Regions from separate parts of the Mus musculus genome. Here region 2 is linked to region 1. A link is a loop called in an ENCODE intact Hi-C map of the cell type or tissue named here. Cell type or tissue: heart. All regions are shown on one strand. Each heading gives the region's core, and the rest is flanking DNA. Links, peaks and the distances in the headings are about the cores only.

Evidence for each region. Peaks named below come from ENCODE experiments on the same cell type or tissue, not always from the same donor. Only the 100,000 strongest peaks of a DNase experiment are listed, where the experiment ranks them.
Region 2: it touches region 1 in a loop (3-fold over the local background); 13 of 42 quality-filtered maps call a loop at or near these places.

The regions. Positions count from the first base shown.
Region 1 is chr10:18,232,550-18,235,456 of GRCm38, reverse strand. Ccdc28a (coiled-coil domain containing 28A) reads left to right here and starts at 476. Exons shown (of 6, transcript NM_144820.4): 1 at 476-605. In heart, for the core only: a CTCF peak has its summit at 1,347 (motif pointing right); no DNase peak of the experiment used is centred there; H3K4me3 peaks cover 856 bases; H3K27ac peaks cover 681 bases.
Region 2 is chr10:18,318,157-18,321,063 of GRCm38, reverse strand. It overlaps a transcript of Nhsl1 not described here. Among named protein-coding and RNA genes, the nearest start is that of Ccdc28a, 85 kb to the right of the region's middle. In heart, for the core only: CTCF peaks have their summits at 1,715 (motif pointing right) and 2,512; DNase peaks (open chromatin) are centred at 1,793 and 2,423; H3K4me3 peaks cover 2,205 bases; H3K27ac peaks cover 1,434 bases.

The DNA of each region.
Region 1 (2,907 bases), core at 211-2,710:
AACGCACTCACCCCACCCCCACCACACCCAACTGCAATGCTTGGATACTGGCTATTTACAGAATCACACTTGGCGGCACAGCATCAGGGATGCTGAACCCAATACCGCTTCTCAAGCCAAACTAAAAGCAGCCAATCCGAGGTGTGGATCCGCCGCAAGGGGACAATAGGCTCCGCCTTCGATTTGTTCGAAAGGCATGCTGGGAATTGCAGTGCATGGGGCGGTCCTTCACCGAGGTGGCTGGCCGCTTCCGGTGAGGACAATATACAGCCAGTTTCCATGAGGCCATGAGACAGGCAGAAGTGGAGTGGCCAACAACAACTCCTCTTTCCCGCAGCCGCTGGAGCCATACCTGAAGGCGGCTATGGGAAGACGGAGCCCAAAGCAGAGACGCGAGCATCGCTAAGGGACCTGGGAGAGGCGGGGCTTTTCGCCTCTCGGAGGGCCCCGCCCAGATTACGTCACTTCCGTAAACAAAGGGCGCTTGCCTGGGTTTGTGACCCAGGCAGACGAGCTGGGCTCTTGATGCAGCCCTGGCGGAGGCTTTGAACGCTCTCTTACTTTTCCTAGCCGAGGAAGGGTAACCACAGCCTTTTCTCCCTCCGGTATGTAATGGGGTAAGGGGACCCCGCAACCTGTTCATTCGAGCCCCTCAGCACCTGCTCTGGTCACCGCTGAGTGTAGATGGGTCATCGCAGGGCTGGGTTGCGGAAGGGAAATGAATGAGGCAAAGTCCAGAGGCACCTCTGGTGATTCTGGTTGGCAGCGAGGCCTGACATTCAACCGTGAGCAGTTCGTCCCCTCTGGAAAGGTCCCTCGTGTTTGTCATACAAGAAGGATTTCAGGGTCTTGTGACAGATGTTATCTTTCAGAAAAGAGGACATCGCAAGCTTGGTCCCTCGGGGACCATTGGTTTATTGGCGATGCTTTATGTATTAACTGGTTTTTGCTTTTTCCTCCTCTTTTGTTACCAAATGTGTATTAGCATCCATAGATTTGAAGGTTAGCGTGTTTATATGTATCACCAATTATACAGATCCTCATCTCTTGGAAACCTGCTCCGTCATCTTCAAAGTTTTATTTAATCTGTATTACAGCTAAACAATTCCCGAATGACTCAAGTGGATTCGCTCTTGGTATCTGAGACAAGAGACTGAATGCTGTACCCTTTTCCAAGAAAAACCCACATCAGCTAGCAAAACAAAAATAAATTACCTGTATAATTCCCGACTAATTCTTTTAGGAGTGACAGAAGTCAGTTTCAGTCTTTTAAAATAGTCATGGCAGGACTAAATTCAACACTTTTAGATTTTAAATTTTATTAGATGACTGTGTACAGGTGCACACTGTGCCCCTGGAGGCCAGAAGAGGGCACTGGATACCTTGGGACAGAAGTTACTGTCATAAGCAGCATTGTTGGGCCTGGAAATCAAAAGAGACCTCCGAAAAGAGTAGTCAGTGCTCTTAACTGCAGAGCCATCTCTTAAGCCCCACAGTATTTTTTAAACGACCAGAGATCCTGAGTTCAATTCCCAGAAACCACATGATGGCTCACAATCATCTGTAATGGGATCTGATGCCCTCTTCTGGTGTGTTTAAAGAGAGTAACACTATACTCACATACATAAAGTAAATCTTTTTAAATTCATAGTGCAGTTAACGATTTGAAGGGGGGAACAGGTATGCATTTTCTGACACTTTTTTGTGATAAATTAATAATAGAATTAAGAAAATTCAAATCGAAAGAGCTAGACTTGTGGCACATGCCCATCCTTCCAGGACTCACTCAAGAGCCGAGGGAGAAGGATCATCACAGGTTGGAAACCAGCGTGGCTTACGTAGTAATTTCTCAGCCAGCCAAGGACATAGAGCAGAATTGTTTTTCAAAAAGAAAAGGTGAAGCTGTGCACACTTTTGATGCCTTTAATCCCAGGAGGGATAGAGCTATGCCTTTAATGAGTTCGGGCCAGCTGAGTCTACAGAGCAAATTTCAGGTCAGCCAAAGCTACATAGTGACACCTTGGGGGGAGAGAGAGAGAGATATCTAGGAGTGGTGGTTAATAGCATGTAAATAAAATGTATATTATGTAAGCCTTCAAGGTGCAGCTTAGTCCGCTGGTGCCCTGATTATACATGTATTTGAGTATGGTTTAGAAGGGAGATCTAAAGGCCAGATAAAGGCCCAGTGAGGCTGAGGAGTTACATGGGCGATTTGTTTATACTGGTCACTTATATAATGGTGGCCTCTTGAGGTTAAGGGCTTTGGCTAATTCATTGCTGCTTTCCCAGGACTGACGACAGTGCCTGGCTTGTAGAAGAGAGACAGTAGATACTTAGAAGATGTGTGAATAGAGAAAATGCTTTTTAAAAAATTATTAGACAGGGCTGGAGAGATGACTCAGCGGTTAAGAGCACTAGCTGCTCTTCCAGAGATCCTGAGTTCAATTCCCAGAATTGAACATGGTGGCTCACAATCATCTGCAATGGGATCTGATGCCCTCTTCTGGTATGTTTAAAGAGAGTAACATTATTGTCTTAGTTAGGGTTTCTATTCCTGCACAAACATCATGACCAAGAAGCAAGTTGGGGAGGAAAGGGTTTATTCAGCTTACACTTTCATACTGCTGTTCATCACCAAGGAAGTCAGGATTGGAACTCAAGCAGGTCAGGAAGCAGGAGCTGATGCAGAGGCCAGGGAGGGATGTTCTTTACTGGTTTGCTTCCCCTGGCTTGCTCAGCCTGCTTTCTTATAGAAACCAGAACTACCAGCCCAGAGATGGTCCCACCCACAAGGGGCCTTTCCCCCTTGATCACTAATTGAGAAAATGCCTTACAGTTGGATCTCATGGAGGCATTTCCCCAACTGAAGCTCCTTTCTCTGTGATAACTCCAGCTGTGTCAAGTTGA
Region 2 (2,907 bases), core at 226-2,725, 86 kb before region 1:
TAGAGGAGGAAATATATTCAAATGCAAAGCAAAACTAGCAAAATAAGCGGTCTCTTTCCTCAGTTTATTTTTACTTTATGTGCTGGTGTTTTGCCTGTGTGTATGTCTGTATGGGGTGTTGGATCCCCTAGCAACTGGACTTACAGGGAGCCATGATCTGCAATGGTGATGCTGGGAATTGAACCAGGGCCCTCTAGAAGAGAGCAGCTAGTGTCCTTAACCTCTGAGCCATCTCTCCAGCCAGCAAGGAAAGAGTTTTAACATCAAGGAATATTGTTTATTTTTCTACAGGTTATCTTAAAATTGTAATTGGCCTTGTTCTGCAATTACAGAATGGGGCAACACTCCATTCCATGTAACTAGAATGTGTTCTCTTTGTTTTGTTTTGTTTACTTCCCTTAGAGTTCTTCACCCAGTAGTTAGAGCGGCCTCACCACACTGCACGTCAGGGATGACAGTCTCACTCACCCAGGTGCACACACCCAACACAAAAAGGCACAGAAACAAACAGGACTGCCAGGTTTACAGTGAAGGTCCCCTAGGACAGCACATCCTATGCATGAGGTCATCGTTCACATGAACTAAATAGATTCTGATTATGTTCCGTACAAATTATTAGGTCATTTTGACTCCACGCCCCTTCTCATCCCCTCCCACTCTCCTGGGTTGAAAGCTGTCCACCACTTAAAAGCTGTGTGTTTTAGCATAACCAGAAATGCACAACTTAGGAAACACATTACAGCGGCATATGTAAGTAGTAGATTCAAATTTGTGAAAATTCGAACTCCTAAGCTTCGAGATGGTTAAACGTGACTTGGGTTTTCAAGCTGGAAAACAAGCTACTCCGGATTACACACGTATGAAGTGATTCTAAGTCGGGCCATTTTTCATGCAGAGCTGCTGAAACCTAGGCGTGGGCTGTTATACCAGTATCTCCCCTCCCACCCGGCAATCCATCAGCCATCCCCAATTTACTCTTTGCACTAAGTAGCATGAACAAGTTCACCTACTGGAAAGGGAGAAACCACCCAGGCATCACACTGAAAGTTTCTTAGTTTAGGCCAGCAGGAAATTCCAGTCCCTTCATTCATCAGAGCCAGTTAAAGCTGCTGAAAAGAGATGGGCACTTGGAGATTACAATGTCAAGACATAGACTTAATCTGGGGGGTTGAAGAGGGCCAAAGACAGAGTCCCAGCTCAAGGTCAAGGTCCTCTGAATAACAAAGAACCAGTGGCCACTCTGGAAAAGGAAACAAAATTCAAGGCTAAAAGTAAAAACCTCAAGTTTGTGTGCTTTCTTTGGAAGGTAATGCCACAGGTACAATACCTGCGGGGGGCGCGGGGGGTGGGGTGTTGCGCAGCTGTGACAAGCTGCTGCAATCCTCGCTTGGTCCCCAGAGATTGTCCACAAACTGATCCTCAAGTGTGAGGTGTCCACCGCTTAAAAGCTGTGTGTTTTAGCACATAGCAATAGTAATGACTTCGACAGGACACCATCACTTGTGCCATAGCTGTTGCTGCTCGTCAGTTTCCCACTGACAGAGCAGAGGAATGGCACTCCCAAAAGCCACACTCTGCGCCCACTCCAAGTCAGTTTTTTGGAGGCCAGAATCGGGGCTCATCACACGTATATTGCTACCTGGACTGCCTCCCCACCCGAGCCACCGACACCCGTGGGCTCCCGAGGAGGTCAGAAAGCTGAGCCTGGGCCGCCAGGGGGCGGGAGGCAGCAGCTGGCCGAGCGCCTCTGTGCCGCGGTGCCCTCCCCGGGGCCACCAGCCACTCACGGATTTTCACTCGCCGGTGGTCCAGACGCGCGGCGGCGGCGTGCAGGGCGTCCAGGCGACGGTGCAACTCGGCGGTGCGGTGACCCAGCGCAGCCGCCTGGCCCTCGAGCTCCCCGAAAATGTCCCCAGCGCAGCGCGACAGGTCGGCCAGCTGGGCGAGCAGGCAGACCAGGGTGTGCGAGCTGACCTGCTCCAGCGAGCGGAAGAGCGGCGGGTCCCCAGCCCGAGCCAGTGCCGCCTCGTCGGGCCGGCGCAGCCGTGCGGGCTCTACGCTTCGTTGGTGGAAGGGCATGGCTGGGCACGCGGGGTGCCGGCGGACCGGCGATCACGGAGTTCACGCCGGGCCCCGGGGACGATGGGCGCGGGTCCGCATCCAACACAAAGGAGGGTCCCGGGGCAGCTGCCGCGGGGACGAGGCCGGGCGGCGAGGAGGCGCAGGGACCGCGCGGAGACCCTAACCCGGTGCCGCGCGGCTGCTTGCCTCCTCCGGGGCTCTGGAGCAGCGCGGCCGAGAAAGTTCCCGGAGCAGCTCCCGGGCGGCCGCGGCGGGCCCCGCTGAAGTTTGCAGGCAGGAAAGCGCCTCGGCTCCTTCCCTCCCTCTGGATTGGAGAGGGAGGAGGAAGCGGGGGAAGTGCCGCCGCCACGGGCGCGAGGGAGGGCGGCCGGAGAAAGGGAAGGGGGAGGAGAAAGGCCGGCTGGGAACCACCTGCGGCTCCCGCGCCCGCCGCGCCCTGCGCCCAGGCCGTTGGCCGCCCGGCGCCCCAGCGCACCCTGCTGGGGCGGCCGCGCAGTCCCGGAGCTCCGGGTCGCCGCCCACGCCCCCAGCCGAGCCCCCGGGCGCCGGGGCCCAGTCGCCGCCCGCACCCCAGGCCCGAGTGGGGCGCTGCGCGGGCGTCGCAGAGGCGCCGGACTGCGGGGCCAACCAAGAACTCGGCAGCTCACCTGCGCTGCTGCGGTGGCGGCTGAGGCTCCGTCCTGCCTCCCTGGAAACGCTGGGCGGCTCGTCTGAGCCCCCCTGGTCTCTCTCCTGCAAAGCTCTCAAGACTTCTGGGACGCTTTTGTGGACCTCGTGGAAGACCTCAATAAGTCACCCGCTGACCAAGAGTTCTGTAGTCAACTG